3 separate regions of the Homo sapiens genome follow, and all the other regions are linked to region 2. The links are chromatin loops, found by intact Hi-C in ENCODE. Cell type or tissue: CD4-positive, alpha-beta T cell. All regions are shown on one strand. Links, peaks and the distances in the headings refer to the core of each region. The heading gives the core; the rest is flanking DNA. Region 1 overlaps NR4A2 (nuclear receptor subfamily 4 group A member 2). Region 2 overlaps LOC105373714 (a long non-coding RNA gene). Region 3 overlaps ACVR1 (activin A receptor type 1).

Region 1 (5,778 bases), core at 995-4,994, 1.6 Mb before region 2:
AATCCCAGCACTTTGGGAGGCCAAGGCAGGTGGATCACCTGAGGTCAGGGGTTTGAGACCAGCCTGGCCAACACTGTGAAACCCCATCTCTACTAGAAACACACAAAAAAGAAAAAAAAAAAAGCTGGGTGGGGTGCCCGCACCTGTCAGGGAGACAGAGGCTGCAGTGAGCTGAGAACACACCACTGCACTCCAGCCTGGGCGACAGAGCGAGGACTCCATCTCAATCTCAAAAAAAAAAAAAAAAGAAAAGAAAAGAAAAGAAAGAAAGAAAAAGAAAAGAAAAGAAAACCACAGTGCTGAGATTCCCTTATCAGTATCTCTCAATAAAGGCAGCCCTTTCTCTCACTTCATGTACAATTGGTCCTCAGTAGTGACACTATCAACCTTTTTAACTGAGACCCCCCCATAAATATATTTCATAGTGTCACCCAAGAAAAATTGCAGCAAACAATGCTTAGACGTCTTATATTTTTGCTATCCTGCAAAGCCCTCATAATTTCTATTCTATTATTCTTTCATTTCTTTAGAAGAAAATTCTGATGGCAACCCAATATAATATCTTTGAAAACCACTAATGGGTCAGGACCCTCAGTTTGAAAAACACTGGCCTATTTGCAGCTTATTGATGAGGAGTCCTCTCTCTGTCCTTACCCTTCTCGAAATCCCAATTTAATTTGAGTCTGTCAAAACAATCCTCTTGTCCAAGCTTCCAGAGCCAAGAAATTGTGGTAGACTCAATCCCTCTGGAAGTCCCTCTAGTACCCGATGAAAGACTTCTCACACTCGCAGCAGCCGCCCTCTACTGTACCAGGGACGTCTCTAGCAGAAACTTGGGCATTGTATCTGCTAGAACGGGTGACACATGTCCTGGAAATCCTAGTTTATCTAAACACAGGTTGAGATAGAAATAAGAAAAAATGGGAGTGAGAAAGATTAAGTGTGGGAAGAAGAAATGAGGAGAAAAGCGTTGAAGTTGAGCTCTGCTAGGATCCAGGTGCCGGCTCGGCGCTGTGTCTAGTTAAACTCGGCGCGACAGGGTTCAGCTAAGCCGAGAAGAGGGCAGCGAGCGGCCCGCAGTCAGCATCTTGTAGAGAAGAAGGAGCGCTCCCAGCCGCGGGAAGATAAGCGTACAGGCGGCCCCAAGGCCCCTACAGGCGCAGCCCTGATCTGGCCACTTGACTAGACGCTCGCTCCAGCGCTCGCAGGCCTAGGGCTCATTACATGCGTTGCGAGGAGACCTGAAAGCAGGGCGGGAACGCACAATCTATCTTCAGAGCTTTGGGTCGTGAGCACACGTGTGGAGCATGGTTGTGGCATGGGCGTCTGGGCCCCTCTCCTAGACCTCCACGAGGTGCGGACGCGCCTCTGCCCCGCCCTTTTGTGCGCCCTCACCACTAGAAAAAGAGTTTTCCCCAGTGTCGCGTGGGAGGTCGCCCCAGTCCAGCTCAGCGTTCCAAGAGACCAGAGACTGACCGGAAATCGTTGGGTGCAGGGAGAAGCAGGAGACGCGCTCCGCCTCCTGTGCTCGTGCCCTAGCGCAACAGACGCGACCTAGAGGCGACGGCAGCCTGTTGCAGCCTTCGCCCTGAGGGTGGGGGGCGGGGGGGTGTAGAACAGCTGAGGAAGACGCAGGGAGCAGCTGGGGAGGAAAGGGAGGGACACCGAGGAAACAAAGTTCACCCAAGTGAATGCGTCCTAATTGCTCCAAGGCTCTCTCCGCAAAGTCTACGACTGCAAGCCGCAAAGTCAAACTACGTCTCCAAAACGCAGTGGGCAGAGCAGGAGGGCTTGTGTCTCCATTTTCGCCGCAGGGCGGATCGCGGACACAAGTCCTCTCCAGTAATTCCGAAGCCTCGAAATAAGACTATGCTGGGAGGAGGGGTTGGGGGGTGACTAATAAGAAGGCGTGGGGGTGGGGGTGGGGAGTACGCGGCAAGAACCCTGCTTTCTGGAATTCTCCCGCCACTGTCTGCAGGGCCCAGAGCGCACTTCGCGGCTAGGGAACAAAATTGCCGCTCTCTTCGAGCGCCCCCAGCGTGGGGTGGGGCCCTGCTTTCCCGCGTCAGGACCGCCCCACCAGGCGCCCTCCGACGGAAGCTGGACTTTTCCTAAGGAAAGGCAAAGTCAAAGTCGGAGGAAAGATCTTTCTTGCGGCCCCAGCTGTCGCTCCTAATGGTCTCGGGGAACATACTAAAGGAAAATGACTTTAAATCACAGTCTTGCCATCCTAAATAGTTATGTGCAATATTTTGGTTTCTAGCAAAATTTAAAAGTAAAATGGGGATTTCCATATGTTCATTTTATTATTAAAAACGAATTACTAAAAAGTGATGACCTGTTTGGAATTCATATCTTGCTTTACGAGCAGTCAGCCAGTATCGACTGAACACAATAAATGCAGGGGTGCGAAACGTGATTGCTCGGGTTCGAGTTCTGTCGGATGCACCGATCTAAGCAGAACCTTTCCCGAAGACTTGGAATTGGGTGCGCTTTTTTTTTTAAGTTGTGGCTGAGCCCTATGGGGAAGAAGGGTTAACTGGGCGTCGGCTGAGACCCCAAACCCTCTTCCTCCTCCATGAGACTCCAAAATTGAGTCAGTCCCAGCCCATAGTTGCCTGGGAAGCTTGGAATCCTGAGAAATTCCGGGGTGCGGCCACTATGCAAGCATTCCTATTCTGACAGCGGGGACAAATGGAGAGGGGACCTTACAACCTCCTTTGGAGAAGAATATATGAGAAACTCACTTCCAGACCTCTATTCAATAGTGAAAATAATACTGAGAAAAAGTTTTAAAATCTCCAAGAATAGATACTCTCCTTTCCCCTTCCACCTTGAGGGAAACGGTCTCCATTTTTGACCTGGATTTGAGAGCATCGGGGCTTGAGACAAGCGCGTCTTCCACAGAGAGAGGCGAGGCCCAGGCAGGGAGCCCCCCAGCCTTTACTCTCGGCACCTCGGCGCTGCCGCGCGGCGGATACAAAAGGAAACGGACGAGCGTGCGACGCGAGGCGGGGAACTGGTGGCTCGAAGACGCGCAACACGCGCGATGCCTAGAAGTGCTCTGGTGTCACTCCCCTGTATAGGACCTGGCGAGATGGAATTGTATCCTGTACTGGAAAACTCTGTGATCAAAATATTGCAATGAAATTAAACTTTTCCCTCACAGATCTGTTTGTATCTTGGAAACATTTCTGCAATGCCGACGCCTAGGTTTAAAATACAATTAGATAATTTGATATTCTCGGTGACGCACTGACACCGAGAAAGCCAAGAGATTCTCCAAACAAAGTGAAATTGAACCTTCAAATGACATTCTTAAGTTTGCAAGAATATCTATATCTCCTTGTTGTGCTCCTTGCATGCGGAGAACCAGTGGCCCGTAAGACTTATGACCGGTGTTTTTTAGGGGAGGAGCCACCTAAACTATCTAGGAATGGAGTCCAGTGCCAGAAAGAAATACACAAGGTCGTTGGGTGCCGCTGTCACTGCAGGGCGCCATCGGCTCCCTGGGCCTTACATATCTCTCTTGTGAGAATCAGTACCCCAAATACTCTCTCTCTCTCTCACACACACACACACACACACATCCACCCATCCACAGCGGAAGGCCAGCAGGGCACCGAAAGAAATTGTGGCGGTCGCCTGGACCGCAGAAGGCAGACCTCAGGAAGGAGCAGGCGACAGCGCTGCTCACTGCTCACTCGAGCTTTGAATTAAGGCCATCTTTCCATAAACTCAAAATGGGGCTAGATAGCAAAGACTTAAAATTAGACCTTCCCTCAGAGCTGAGAACTGTATGGTCATGTCTTCGGAACAATGATCATATATTTTCCATTGCTGGAACGATACACAATAACTGAAATGCTTAAGAGGACGCGGGAATACGAGGGCGGTATGAAGCCCTCATTACAAAGTTTAATCTCTTTCTGAAGAAGGTAATGCAACGTCTGGCTTTTGGCAATGCAGCGTGTCTGCTGTTTTTCCTCACTTTACTCCTAGAAACATTAGGACAAGAAAAGTCCTCAGCTGCATCTGGAAAGATGCAGGGGCAATGCATGCGACGCTCTTCACCCGAGCAACTCGGTGCGCGGCCGGCCGGGAGTTTGACAGCGACTCTGTGAAACAGAAAAGGCACTAGCCAATTTGCAACTTAGGAATCACAACTGAATGTTCCGCGAGCCGGTGCAGTCGGCACGCGGACATGGTGGAGGGTCATCTCTGCCTCCTTTGACCCCAAATTCCCGGGAGGCGAACTACCCGACACCCCCTTGGCCTTGGGTGTTGCGCAGCCGCTTCCTTAAGGGAGAACCAGTCACAGAGTTCGTTTCTGGGTTCAACTCTCGGGGATTGTGTGACGGAATGTCATTGTCTCAGGGCTGCAGACACCTGGGAGGGAGATGAGTGCTGAAGGCTCTGCAGATTCCCAGCATTTCTAAAGAGCTTTTCTCTTTCGCTTTACTTACTGCTTTGTGGCTTTACTTGGGCATAAGATGTGAAAACAAAATGATATGGCTAGTCTCATCCTTTCAAGAAAGTCAAGAAATTGAACATTTCGTTATTATTTAATCTCTTATGTGGCCACCCTATTTGTCCCTCAGTTACCCGGAGAAAAACGCATCTCGTAAAAATAACCTTATATTACCACCGACACCTGCATTCTCTCTTTTTGCTGACCCGCAAAACGTGTCTTTTAAAAAGAGGGGAAACAAACAAAAGAAAACCTGAGCGCTCTCGTGGCAATTTACAGTTCTAACTCTGCATTTTAAAAACAATAACACTCTTCATAAATTTCAGTGACCCAAAGGCCATCTGTAATTCACTAGGGTCAGCGAAGGAGACCGTCCCCATCTTATGCTCTCTATGAATTCACAGCTGCCCTAAGGTGAAACTCGTTGGACTTCATTTGCCCAAGGACAAGGGTTCTGAGTGGAAGCAGCTTCTACAGCATCAGTTTCCTTTCTTTTTTGAAAGTTGGTGCTGGGTGGAATCCTAGAGGCCCGGATACAACTTGCTTATACTAGGCCCAAGACCCAACACATAGATATTTTATCATGTACCTGAGAAACTTACACGGGAGAAATTCTATTCTAAAACTACAAATTGCACCTCATCACCATCCACTGAATGAGGAAAATAAAGAGTTGTAAGAACTACCTCTACTGAGTTCTGCTCTGTGCCAAAGTGACCCAAGGCCCAAAGGGCCTGAACTGCTTTGCCCTTTCTCCATGACCCAACAGTTGTAAATTGAGAAATTGGAAAATCGGAGATTACATACAACACTCCTCAAATCCATGTTGACTTCTTGAGTCTTAAAAAGATACTTCCTAATCACTGTGCAAGACAAGTACTTGACTAGACTCTGACCTTGCTCAAGTTCAAAAGCTTTTGGGTCTCCAGAACTTCTCTCCTGAAAGCTACACTTACTTGCAAAGTTAACAGAAGAATTGAGATATTCTAAATTGATCCTAATAAATATTGGTCACCAGACTGGAAAATTCTGGTTAAGAAAAAATATTTTACTGAATTATCTGCATAATTATTCTGGTTCACCTGATTTCTTTTGCCAGAATAGATTTAGGCTGTTTAAAATTCAGATATTGAATAAGTGACCTATCCCAAATTAATCTCCAACTGTGTATGTTATGTTGCTGTTTAGTCATTATTTTTTCTGACCCAAAAAGAAGACAAAATTCTGTTCATTTACATGGTTTATTGTTGTAAACATTAAAATTGTCTTTCTCAAAGAAAGAATTTATCAGAAAAAAAATCAGCATC
Region 2 (5,778 bases), core at 1,145-5,144:
TATTGCAGACAGTTTAAAGAGATGTTTTACTGTTCTCACGTTTCCCCGCTACCCCATAAAGAGAACCAACTAGACGAGAGTAAAAACTTGATCAATTTAATACTCTGGTCATGATCCCAGCAACTAAGGAAGGGGGCTGTGGGGGGGAAAGCCAGCGAGTTTCTTTCTACTCAAATTCCATCTCATTTTTATTTTCTCTTAATGTTTTTTTGAATCCCAAGTTCCAAAACCTGTCCCCTATTATGCAGTGCAAACGAGAACAGATGGGGAAAAGTTATGTTGGAAAGGGCTTTGGAGGGCCACAGAGAAGAGAAATATGACTACTCAATGTGTCACACACCAACTTGCAGCTGCCACCAGCCCTTCCACACAACGAGCTGCGTATGGAACCAGCCCGGGTGCTCAGGAGGAGCGGGCTTACTGCAGGAAGGGAGCGCAATTAGAGAACATTCGCTTTACTTGTGTTTCCTTGAAAATATGAATAAAGAGCGTAGCAGCAGCACAGCCAACAAAAAAGAAATAAATCCAAAGGCTAGCCTGGCAAATGGTTAGCTGTACCTCAGAGTTTCCCAAATGTTAACCGATCATCGGCTTTCTTCAGCCTTTTTATTTCAGAGAAATGCCTTTTCATGTCTCAAAGTCACCATTCAGTTCTTCTCTCTGTCTAGGAATTATTATTCTAGAAAGGTCATACTAGCTTTCATGCATGATGTGGCCTTCCAACCAGTATTTTTCAGTATTCACAGGGTGCTTATGAGTTCACTAAATATTTCAAGTGTGAGGCAGGTGACCTGGTTTTAAATGGCAACTCTGCCAGTTACTAGCTGTGAGGCTTCAGGCGAGTCACCTAGCTTCTCTGAGCCTGTAGTACATCCTGTCTGAAACAGAGCTCGCTTGACTGACTTACCTTCAAGGCTTTTTGTATTCAAGGTAATGTATATAAATGTCTGACAGAAGAACAATGTTTAATATATAAAAACTATTATTACTGTGATTATCAGAAAGCACAGAAAATGTTATTCTCTTTTCTTTGACTATAATATAAAGATACTAAGAATATATATAATACCATATATGTAAAGATAAATTATATATATTTGGCTAGGAATCCCTAAGAATCTATGCTGAAAGTAATTGTAAGGTTAATGTGGTTTAAATTATTTGATTCAAGTAGTGATTCAGGTCATATAGACAGTATCTTTGAACAAATATCAGTGTTGTAAACAGTTGTGTTATTGAGTCCCGCAAGGACTTCCTCTGAAATTGTGCCTGTCTTTGTAGAGTGATTATGCAGGAATTTTTCTATCAAGGAAATACTGTTTTTCTTCCCAGGGTAATTTATAAATTACCTAGATCAAAATCTTTACAGGAGGATGTTAAAATGCAGTTTCCAGGGCCCATCTCAGACTGTATTTTCAGCATCTCTAAGGCATATAGTTCAGGGATCTGCATTTTATTTAAAAACAACTGGTAATTCTTAAGCACACTGAAGTTTGAGCACCACTTTCTTAAGGAATGGAGATAGTGATAATTCTAATTCTGAGAGGTTTTCAGCTACCTTCCTTCTTTCACCACACACACTCAGGCCCAGAAATACAACAACTGCTAGTGAGACAAAACGGTTGGAATTTGGTAGATTTAGCTTCTCTCCCCCACAACCTCTGTTCTCTGTCTAGTTAAGGCTGGACTATTCTACTCATACCCTCCTTGTCCATAGGAGACATTAGCTTGACTATAGTTTGTTCTAAATGGGTGGCCATACATCCCAGTGTGCCCAGCATAATTATTAATAGCACTCTTTTTCATCTCAAAAGTGTCCCAGTTTGGATGATAGATTATACACCATTACCCTAGGCCTAGAAGACATTTGATTAACACGTGTAGGACACGAATGAGGACTGGCAAAATTTCTAAGGTATGTTATTCATGAGTATGGGGAAATATACCCAGATACCATTGACGACAATGAGAAATGCTTTGGGAAGTGACATAGGAATGATCAGAGAAAATTATATTCTCAAGTTATCCCATAAATTCGCAGCAAGAAAGGCAGGACATAGAAAAACTAGGAAGTCTAGACAGGTTAATATCTCCTCTCTCACCAAGCAACTGAGCCCCCCTCCCCTGACCAAAAAAAGCATGAATCTCGTCACCGTACAGAGTTGGTTATTTTCCTCCTTTCTGCTTAATGGCTATGATCTTGGGCAAGTTATTGAGTATCTCTGAACCTCACTCTACTCATGGGTAAAAAAGATAATAAGGCTTACTTCAGTTTTGGGGAGTTACTGAAATAGGTGTGTAAACCAGCTGGCACTGTGATTAGGTGCTCAATGGTAGCAGTTCCACCATTATTCTTTCCATCATGGCCACTCTGCACTGTAGTCTCACCAGAGTCACATGACTTTTAAAATAAAGTGTTCCTGTGAGAGGAGCCACAAGGAGGCTGTGGAAGTGGGAGTTGATTCTTGGGTTTAAAGACTTTTTTTGGTTTGTTTTTGTTTTTGAGAGAAGGTCTTGCTCTGTTGCCTAGGCTAGAGTGCAGTGGTATGATCATAGCCCACTGCAGCCTCAACCTCCCGGGCTCAAGCAATCCTCCCACCTCAGCCTTCTGAGTAGCTGGGACTACATGTGCACCATGCCCAACTGATTTTTGTATTTTTTGTAGAGACGGGGTTTCACCACATTGCCCAGGCTGGTCTTGAGCTCCTGGACTCAACCAATCTGCCTGCCTCAGCCTCTCAAAGTGCTGGGCTTGCAGGCATGAGCCACCATGTCTGGTCTTTCTCTTTCTGTCTGTCTGGCTTGCTTGCTTGCTTGCTTGCTTGCTTGCTTGCTTGCTTGCTTGCTTGCTTCCTTTCTTCTGTTCTTCCTTTCACTGCTTCTCTTTTTTTTTTTTTTTTTTTTTGACAAACTCAGTCATAAAGTCTTTGGTGAATGAAAAAGAAAGTGAAAGATTAAAGGGAAGAGCAGTAACTGAAAAACAGGTGCCGTGGTGCACACTTGTAGTTCAAGCTACTTGGGAGGCTGAGATGGGAGGATTGCTTGGACCCAGGAGTTCGAGGTTGCAGTGAACTATGAAAAAAAAAAGATCACTGAAGATGGATCAGAAATGGCAGATTTATAGACCTATGTGAGGCAAAAAAAGAATGGAAAGAAAAGGAAGGAAGGAGGCCAGGCACAGTGGCTCATGTCTGTAATCCCAGCACTTTAGGAGGCCGAGGCTGGTGGATCATGAGGTCAGGAGATTGAGACCATCCTGGGTAACATGGTGAAACCCCATCTGTACTCAAAATACAAAAAAATTAGTCGGGTGTGGTGGTAGCGCCAGTAATCCCAGCTACTCGGGAGGCTGAGGCAGGAGAATCGCTTGAACCCGGGAGGCGGAGGTTACGGTGAGCCAAGATTGCGCCACTGCACTCCAGCCTGGGTGACAGAGTGAGACTCCCTCTCAAAAATGGAAAGGGAAAGGGAAGGGAAAGGAGAGAGGAAGGGAAGGGGGAGAGAGAGGAAGGAAGGAAGGAAGGAGGAAGGAAAGAAGAAAAAAAAAAGAGGTGATGAGCTGTAATCTCTAGTCAACAAAACCTGACTAGAATGTTGCCTGAGAACTTCTATAAAGGGTCCTGCAGGTTTTTTGAGGAATATGGGTCGGGTGGGGAGTAGCCCATCCTATGGAAATGATACTACTGTTCATATAACTGTTGCCTCTCAGCCATCTAGACTGCTGTTTGGGTGGGCGGGATGGAGAAATACTATTCTGTTAAAACTAAGAGCTTTGAAGTGGAGACAAACACAATCTGGTAGTATCACAGAGGCATTATTCACCCTGATGACTCACACTCTGGCTCCCACACAGCAGAGGCAAGAAGTAACATTAGTGACCTTGAAGATGTTGGCCAAGTATAGACCCAGCATTAAAACCTGAGTTCAAATGAACGTGTGTGTGTGTTTGTGTGTGTGTGTGTGTGTGTGTGTAGAGAGAGACAGAGACAGAAAGAGAGACTAAGAGAATACATGTTAAAGAGAATGTATGGTGAACAATTCTAAAAACCAGTATAAAAACTTCATATTGAAAGAGCTAACTCAACTAAATAATAAGTACTTACAAGGAAATAATCATTATGTGAGTGGGTCTCAGCTCAAAGCATTGATAAAGTTGTTCAGAGCGAGAACATTTAAAAGCATCATTGTTAGTGAGGAGGTAAATAGGAAACCCAGTCCCTATTCCTGGGCTCAAATCTCCCTCATCATTTCCATTCATCATGACTCTTTATGAATCCAGTTTGCTGAAAGTAATGTTTTCTGTGTTCCCAACCACACACTGCTCTATGTTCGGAGCCCTACAGACAAAATTCAAACAGATGCAGTCCCCAGGCCTTTGACAACATGCAATAGAAAGCAGACAATAATAAAAGAATGCATCGGAACCTACAGATGTGCAGGCAGCTGCACAAATGGCAAACAGAGTCATGACCTTAGACCAGATGGTCCCTGTGGCTTAGTAAAAAATTATCAACGTAGAACCCAGGCACAGTTTCAGGTTGATAGAGATAGCTAGTTCCTGGAATTGTACATTGAAACCTCAGAGAAAAATAAAAGCAAAACCAACCATGAAGTCATTTAAAGCTGACGAGAAGAGAGAACTTTAGGAGTTATGTACTAAACAGCTAGAATAGAAAGGGTTTCCAGTTACGGAGTTTGCCACATGGAAAAACCAGGGGATGATAGTGGAGCACACCATTGTAAACAGTGAAGAATCTCATTGGTCACCATGTTTGCATGGACAAAAGAAGAGGACTGGAGTGCAAGGGCTGTAGAGGATGGCTTAAAGGTAGACTTGAGACAAGTGTACTCAGAGTTTGTTTCTCGTTTAAGTTTCCAAAGGTTTTATGGTTATGTTTCGGGTTATATTTGTCCCTCAGCATTTCTTTTTTTTTTCTTTCTTTCTTTTTTTTGAGACAGAACCTCTCTGTGTTACCAGGCTGGAGTACAGATGCGCAATCCCGGCTCACTGCAACCTCCACCTCCCAGGTTCAAGCAATTCTCCTACCTCAGCCTCCCAAGTAGCTGGGACTACAGGCACATGCCACAATGCCCAGCTAATTTTTGTATTTTTAGTAGAGACAGGGTTTCACCATTTTGGCCAGGATGGTCTCGATCTCTTGACCTCGTGATCTGCCCACCTCGGCCTCCCAAAGTGCTGAAATTACAGGCATGAGCCACTGCACCCGGCCCTATTTTTTTTTTAAAGTGTTTACCTTTCATGGGTGCATATAATAGTTACAGGAAGTAAGGTGTGGTTTACTCAGAATTCATAACTATAATTAAAACAACAACAACAAAAAACCTCTTAGGATCTTTTCTCTGCAATTAACAGTAGCCCAACTCAAAATAGCCTAAGGAGAAAAGAGACTATCATAAGAAAATCCATGTGTTTCCCAGACTCCAAGAACTGGAATGTAGGTGGGTCGCACTTAACCACACTTAAATACCACAAGCACTCTCTGTCCATCTTTTGTCTTTGTTTTGCCAGTTGGCTTCCTTCTTTGCTTGCTGCCAGCTAACCTGCTGTAGTGTTCATGCGTGCACATGGGAAACACAACTGCCAATAGGCCACATCTTATGTTTCTTCCTTTTCAAACAGCAGCAAGATTGACCTGAGTCTTAGTCTAATTCCAAACTCCTGGGAAAGGGTTAAGATTGATCCCATTTGGGTCAGGTAGCCACCCCTGAATGAATTAATGGTAGCCACTGGGTCACAATGTATTAACTCAGCTCCCA
Region 3 (5,778 bases), core at 1,000-4,999, 120 kb before region 2:
TAAATACTTGATCTCCTTTAAAACCCTCTTTGATTATTCAATCCTATTTGCTTGTCAGAATTTAACCTTTTCCATATGCCTTAAAGTCATCACCATAACTTCAAAATTACTAGAACATGATCTTGCATCAGCTTTTTTGTTCTTCTGCCTCCTTTCTTGCTGGCTGACATTTCTAGTTTTGGATGCTCGTCGTTACCTCTCCTCCACTTTTTGGTTTGTTTCTTTTTTCTGAGTGCAAAATTAAATAACTAAACCTATTAAAAATGTACTATATGGTAAGAGAATAAATTTGGCTTGGAATGAGTTTACATAAATGTTTGCAGAGACTTTAAGATTGCAATTTAGGGCTCATTTAATAGGGAAACAGTTTCAGAGCTGGACTGGTTTCCTTAGCATATGCAATCTGTACTGATGGTAGAGAGAAGATTCCACAAAAACTACAGGGTTTGTGCGAAATCTCATCCTGCTTCAAATTTCAGTGATAGGGTCACTGGGCATCAGATATGGGAGAAGAGGTCAGTGAGCCTTCTTTTATCTCCTTCCTCATAAAACAGGAAAGGCATTCCACTCAGTCACCAGTCCGTTCTGTTTTCCTCCCTACACACTTGACACAGAGATGAGTATTTACTAGCAGAATTGTTTCAGAAATTATGAATGACATCATGGGTCAGTAACATAAAAAGGTATTGGGAGCTGTTCACCTGAGTCACAGCAACCAAGAGAAAGCTAACTGGTCAGCTAAGCTGTCCCCAAGATGGACATCACCTTGCTTACATTCCCCAAAATGCCCATCCTTCTTTTAGATGCCAAAAGGCTGTTCCTTTCTCTTCTTCACCCAGGGTGACCTTCCTTGTAGCTCTTCGCCTCTGATTCAAAATGTAGGTGGAATGCCTCATAGCTACTTAGATCTTTAACCCACACGGACCCAGGACAACACTAACAAAACCCCTTGATCTAGAAATAGAAAAGTCCATGGGAACCTTTAGTGGGCAGCTGGGCCGTGATGTTCCTGTTACACCAGTCCCCTTGGCAGCACTCCACGGCTTGGCCAGGGGACGGCGGGGTCTTACAGGTCATCTTTCCCTGCTCATAAACCTGGAAGCAGCCTTTCTGGTAGACGTGGAAGCCATCGTTGATGCTCAGTGAGGAAAAGCACTGCTGGCCTTCACAGTGGTCCTCATTACCGCAGGAGAGACCTTCACACACACACATGTAGAGTTTGGGGTTGACCTTGGGCTTCTCATCTGCAAAGGAGAGAAAGGAAGGGGAAAAAAAAAAAAAAGAGGAATTACCGTATGAGTTTCACCTTCATTGAGGGAATGACCATTCCAAACACCTCTATCAACAGAAAGTCAAGCTAAGCATCACCATCAACCATGAGGTCCACATTCTGTCACCTTGTCACCTAACCAACCAACAAATAATAATTGCCTCTCAACATAGCGATTCATTTATATAAGCTGTGCACCCTTTTAGATCATATTAGGACAAAGACTGGCTATCATCTGTCCACAGACTTCTGAAAATGAGCTTCTCCCCCTGTGGTGTTCATATAACCTTCAGCGTGATTGGCTCTAAGATCCCAATTACTGCATCAAAATAAAATGTTTTACTGGAACATAATGTTTATCACCTTTATTCTATTCCAAAAAAAAAGCTCCTAAATATATGGCAGCTATTAATACTAATTTTTGCTAGCTCTGTACAAATCCCCATCAACTCGTAAAACAAGGAATGCTGACATTCTTGCAGGTACATGGCAGAAATATACTACAAACTGAGTATCCCTTACTCGAAATGTTTGAGACCAGAAAAGTTTCAAATTTAAAAATTTTTCTGGATTGGGGAATAGTTGTATTTATCCTGGCTGAGCATCTCAAATCCAAAAATCCAGAATTCAAAATGCTCCAATGAGCATTTCTATTGAGCATTGGGTCAATGCTAAAAAAGGTTTGGATTCCAGAGCAGTTCAAGTATCAGGTTTTGGGATTTGAGATGTTCAACCTGTAATATAATAAGAGTTTGCAAGGCTGTACAATCTATAATTACAATCCATGGTACCAATATTTCCAGCTAGATGCCTAGACTAACTTTTTCACTAGTGGTAACACTAAAGTTTACATAGATTATAGTGGGAATTAACACCTGCTTAAGAATTTTTGGCTGGCAGGAAAAAAATGGTGCCAAATATGGAGAATGAGGGCACAAGGAGACCAAGAGAACCGAATAATGTTTGAACAGTAAGGTGACAGGTGGGACCACTGGAAGAATACACACCTAGGGAGTTCAAGGTGCAATGGAAAGAGGCAGAAACGGATGATCAGGGAAGCACATCTAATCACTCTGCTTAATTGTCTCTTTCTGAGAATACTTATTTGCATCTGCATTTTCACATTACTCTTTTCTCTTCCCTTGTCAGTATGATTAGTTTAGACTTGCTGGTCCCACAGTTTCTACTAGTGGGGAAGGAAACAGAGGATAAAATGTAAACAGCCAAGTCCTAGAGGCCACTGATTAGTTAGCTGAGGCCACTTTTGCCGAAGCACTGTTCATATTAGGAAATTCAGCTTTCAGAGCTCCCTCCAAAGGTCTATGGCACATAGAGGCTGCCTTCTAATCCCTGAACCCTCAGTAGTGGGTCTAGGAGATAAATGCTTCTTTCTTAAAATAACAGGTTGGGTGGCTGTGCTTTCCAGAGGAGACCTTAAGGTAAGGTCTTTGAAAATGTCAAGTTCATTTACACAGATTTGTGTGGGTGTGTGTAGAGATGTGGGTTATCTCAAAAAGAGAAAAGCATTCTTAATCTTTCTTCTTCCCTCTTCAAAGAAGTGGAAAAATAGTTCACTGCCCACTGTAATGTGGGTGCCTCGTCCCACAGAGTAAGTGCATGCAGACACACAGACACAGCCTTCTATTTATAATTGACTTGCTAGTTCCTTTGAAAACCACAAGGGGCTCATCCAAGAGCAAAGACATGCCTGAAAGCAGAAAATCCAAAATAGCCGCTGACAGTCTATGTATGTCACCAGTCTCACCCCTGAGAATCAAGAGCCCTCAAACATTCTTAATGAGCAAAAGTTTTAATGAGCAAAGAGATAGTCTTTATGTTCCTTGCCTGGAGAAATCCGAAGGAAATTCCAGCACCAATCTATTTCTATGAGGATGAGAAACATGTATATCTGTTGACATAATCCAGCAAAAAGTTTACACTTGCCAAAAGAGAGCTGAAGGATAATATTTCCAGGGAGTCTAGACATGCTTGCCACTCTTGAATGGCACAAAGCAGGCTGAGGGCTGCCAACTATGCTGCCCAACAGGTGATGATTCTTTGGAGGGAAGTGGATGGGTGGAGTGAGGGGGAGAGTTCATGGTGTCAGACTAATTTGCTTGTGATCTATGGCAGAGAATTGAAAAGACTATGCTTAAACCTGAAATAATGCAATTTATGTAAATTTGAAACACAAACATGTATTTTAACATCCCGAGTACTTTTAAAAGATCATAGATACCCCAGGATATATACCTAACCCATTGAAGAGTATGTGCCTGTTGACACTGGTTTGGGGATAAGGGGTTAGCACTGGGATGAAGGAGCAAAATAAAAATAAAGTAGGAGAGAGCTGTTCATGGACTGACAATGAATTGACGAGTATGATTTACTCAGCTCGCTGAACGTATGGGCTGCTAAGAATAACAATAAACCAGCAACGCTAGACTAGAAGAGAGCCTGCTCATCATTGGTCCTAAATGGTCCTAAACGGACAGTCCAGGGAACCAAAGGATTAAGGACACCCATGCTTGTAATTTAAAAATGCCAAATTTTAAAAAAATAAAGTAACAACAACAATCATTTCTCTAATGTGCTCTCAAAATAAACTGTTTTTAAAGTTCCATCCCAAACTAAATTCTAAGTACACAGATGCAGGAAGGGGCACTGCTTTTCCAAGGTCTCTAGTTTTTGACAGGCTGTGCAGGGAGCCTGGCAGACGTTTGGACTATAACCTAAAGAGTTTGCCAGACGTGACAGCCTCAAGTAAATATCACCTTCAGTAAAATTTAACTCATTATACCTAACTCTGTGGTGTACCTAGGCTTTAATCCTGCAGGGTCACAAACTAAATCAAAGAGATTCATCTGTTTATTAAGCACTCTCCTTAAATTCTTTATATACTTCCTGTAGTTGTATGTGGACAACCAGGGATTAACTGCCTGTAAGTTGGTGATTCTTTTCAGTAAGATGTGAAATACCAGGGTTTTCATAACCTACCCTCCACAACTGGGGAAAAAGGCAAGGAAAGACAACTGTTAATGATACGTAATAATTAACTCAATCTCTGATATGAAAGAACCCTGAGCTGAGTCTAACAGCTAACAGGGAAGTACAAAACCTTCACTAACTTCTCTTTCCTATTCTGTTCCTCATCCACTGTTCAATCTTCTTACTTTGTATATTCCCATATAACTAATTAGCAAAGTCCTTCATCATGTATTTATTTTTTATATATACCCAAATATAAATGAAGACCCTAAATTCATAAGAATGACAGGATGACCACACAGGTGCACACACATGCATGCACACACTCACATTCGCTACGTGCCACCTTGGCAATTTCATCTGACAGAGTGGAGTAGATGGAAGTATTTTCTGAACTAGAATTATGAAGTCAACAAAGAAGGTTTAAAGCAAGGTAGTAATAGCATTCTCGGATCTTAATATCCACAATTCTAAGGAAGACAGCGGGACTCCAAATGTCCATGACTCACTTTTTCAGTCTTGTCAAATTTAGGAATAAGCATAACATGTGTGGGCCTGTGATATTTTATTTGGTGTGGGAGTGGGGGTGGGGTTCGAGAATGATCACAAAACCCCTTTCAGGGCCACAGGTATGGGTGTGTGGACTCCTAATCTTTCAGGCTGTGATATAAATACAGTACACATCAAGGAACACCAAGGAACAGATAATCAGATTCTGTGACTGATTTTCAACAGTACTGACAGGAAGCACCGTATCTGATGTAAAGTATTTTACACTTGCCTGTGCGAATATCCAGGAAGTGCCCTGGCAGAAGGCAGAAAGTCTACTCCACCTAATTGACATTCATTTGAATAATTCAGTAATTTAAATGTCAAGCCAGAGGTATTCCCTCTCTGCAGAGCTCACCCACATTGTTTGTTCTAGAAGGCACCTCCCGGCATTACTCAGTGTTATGGCTGGCACTGCGTGCCCTTTGTATCACCAGAGCCAGAGCCGTGTGAAAACACTCGCAGCCTGGGCTGGCTGGGAACAGCAGGGAGTTCTGACCACAAACAGGGACTGCTTCGGAACCGCCAGGGAGAATACGGGGCTGGCTCCACAAACCAGCGGTGCAGGCTGGGAATCCCAGGAGTTCACCATGGCCAGCTCTTTAAAAAGATTTTTCCTGCTCTGTATGATCCTCAGTTCACCACCTGGGCACACCTCCTCCGAGTCTAATGCCGGACTAGCAGAGAGAGAGGCAGACCAAAGAACATCGTGGACTTTTAAAAACTGTCCACAATTTGGTATAATCTTGTACTTCATGGTAAAAGTATTCACATTTATGTTTAAGTGGGACTTTAGCAATCACAACACTGTGGACTTACCTATTCACGCCTGCCCAGTCATGCACTCTGCAATGCTTTAAGGCATTGAAACTGAGTATTACTCTAAATGGTGCACAAAAACCAACATTTCCCACTAATGTCTTTGACATAAAAGACAAATAAGAAAATGCTACAAGTAAACAAACCGGCCC

What was found. Peaks named below come from ENCODE experiments on the same cell type or tissue, not always from the same donor. Only the 100,000 strongest peaks of a DNase experiment are listed, where the experiment ranks them.
Region 1: a loop joins it to region 2, with 4 times the contacts of the local background. A loop is called at or near these places in 2 of 110 quality-filtered maps.
Region 3: it touches region 2 in a loop (2.0-fold over the local background); 5 of 110 quality-filtered maps call a loop at or near these places.

What each region holds. Positions count from the first base shown.
Region 1 is chr2:156,318,739-156,324,516 of GRCh38, forward strand. It overlaps NR4A2 (nuclear receptor subfamily 4 group A member 2), which reads right to left. Exons shown (of 8, transcript NM_006186.4): 8 at 5,699-5,778. Among named protein-coding and RNA genes, the nearest start is that of NR4A2, 11 kb to the right of the region's middle. In CD4-positive, alpha-beta T cell, for the core only: no CTCF peak of the experiment used is centred there; DNase peaks (open chromatin) are centred at 1,703, 2,993 and 3,543; H3K4me3 peaks cover 1,577 bases; H3K27me3 peaks cover 3,976 bases.
Region 2 is chr2:157,894,909-157,900,686 of GRCh38, forward strand. The region is part of intron 1 of LOC105373714 (a long non-coding RNA gene); the gene reads left to right. Among named protein-coding and RNA genes, the nearest start is that of ACVR1, 21 kb to the left of the region's middle. In CD4-positive, alpha-beta T cell, for the core only: no CTCF peak of the experiment used is centred there; DNase peaks (open chromatin) are centred at 2,453, 2,913 and 3,833; H3K4me3 peaks cover 1,934 bases; H3K27ac peaks cover 3,854 bases.
Region 3 is chr2:157,779,357-157,785,134 of GRCh38, forward strand. ACVR1 (activin A receptor type 1) reads right to left here. Exons shown (of 11, transcript NM_001111067.4): 4 at 981-1,244. Among named protein-coding and RNA genes, the nearest start is that of ACVR1, 94 kb to the right of the region's middle. In CD4-positive, alpha-beta T cell, for the core only: a CTCF peak has its summit at 2,908; no DNase peak of the experiment used is centred there.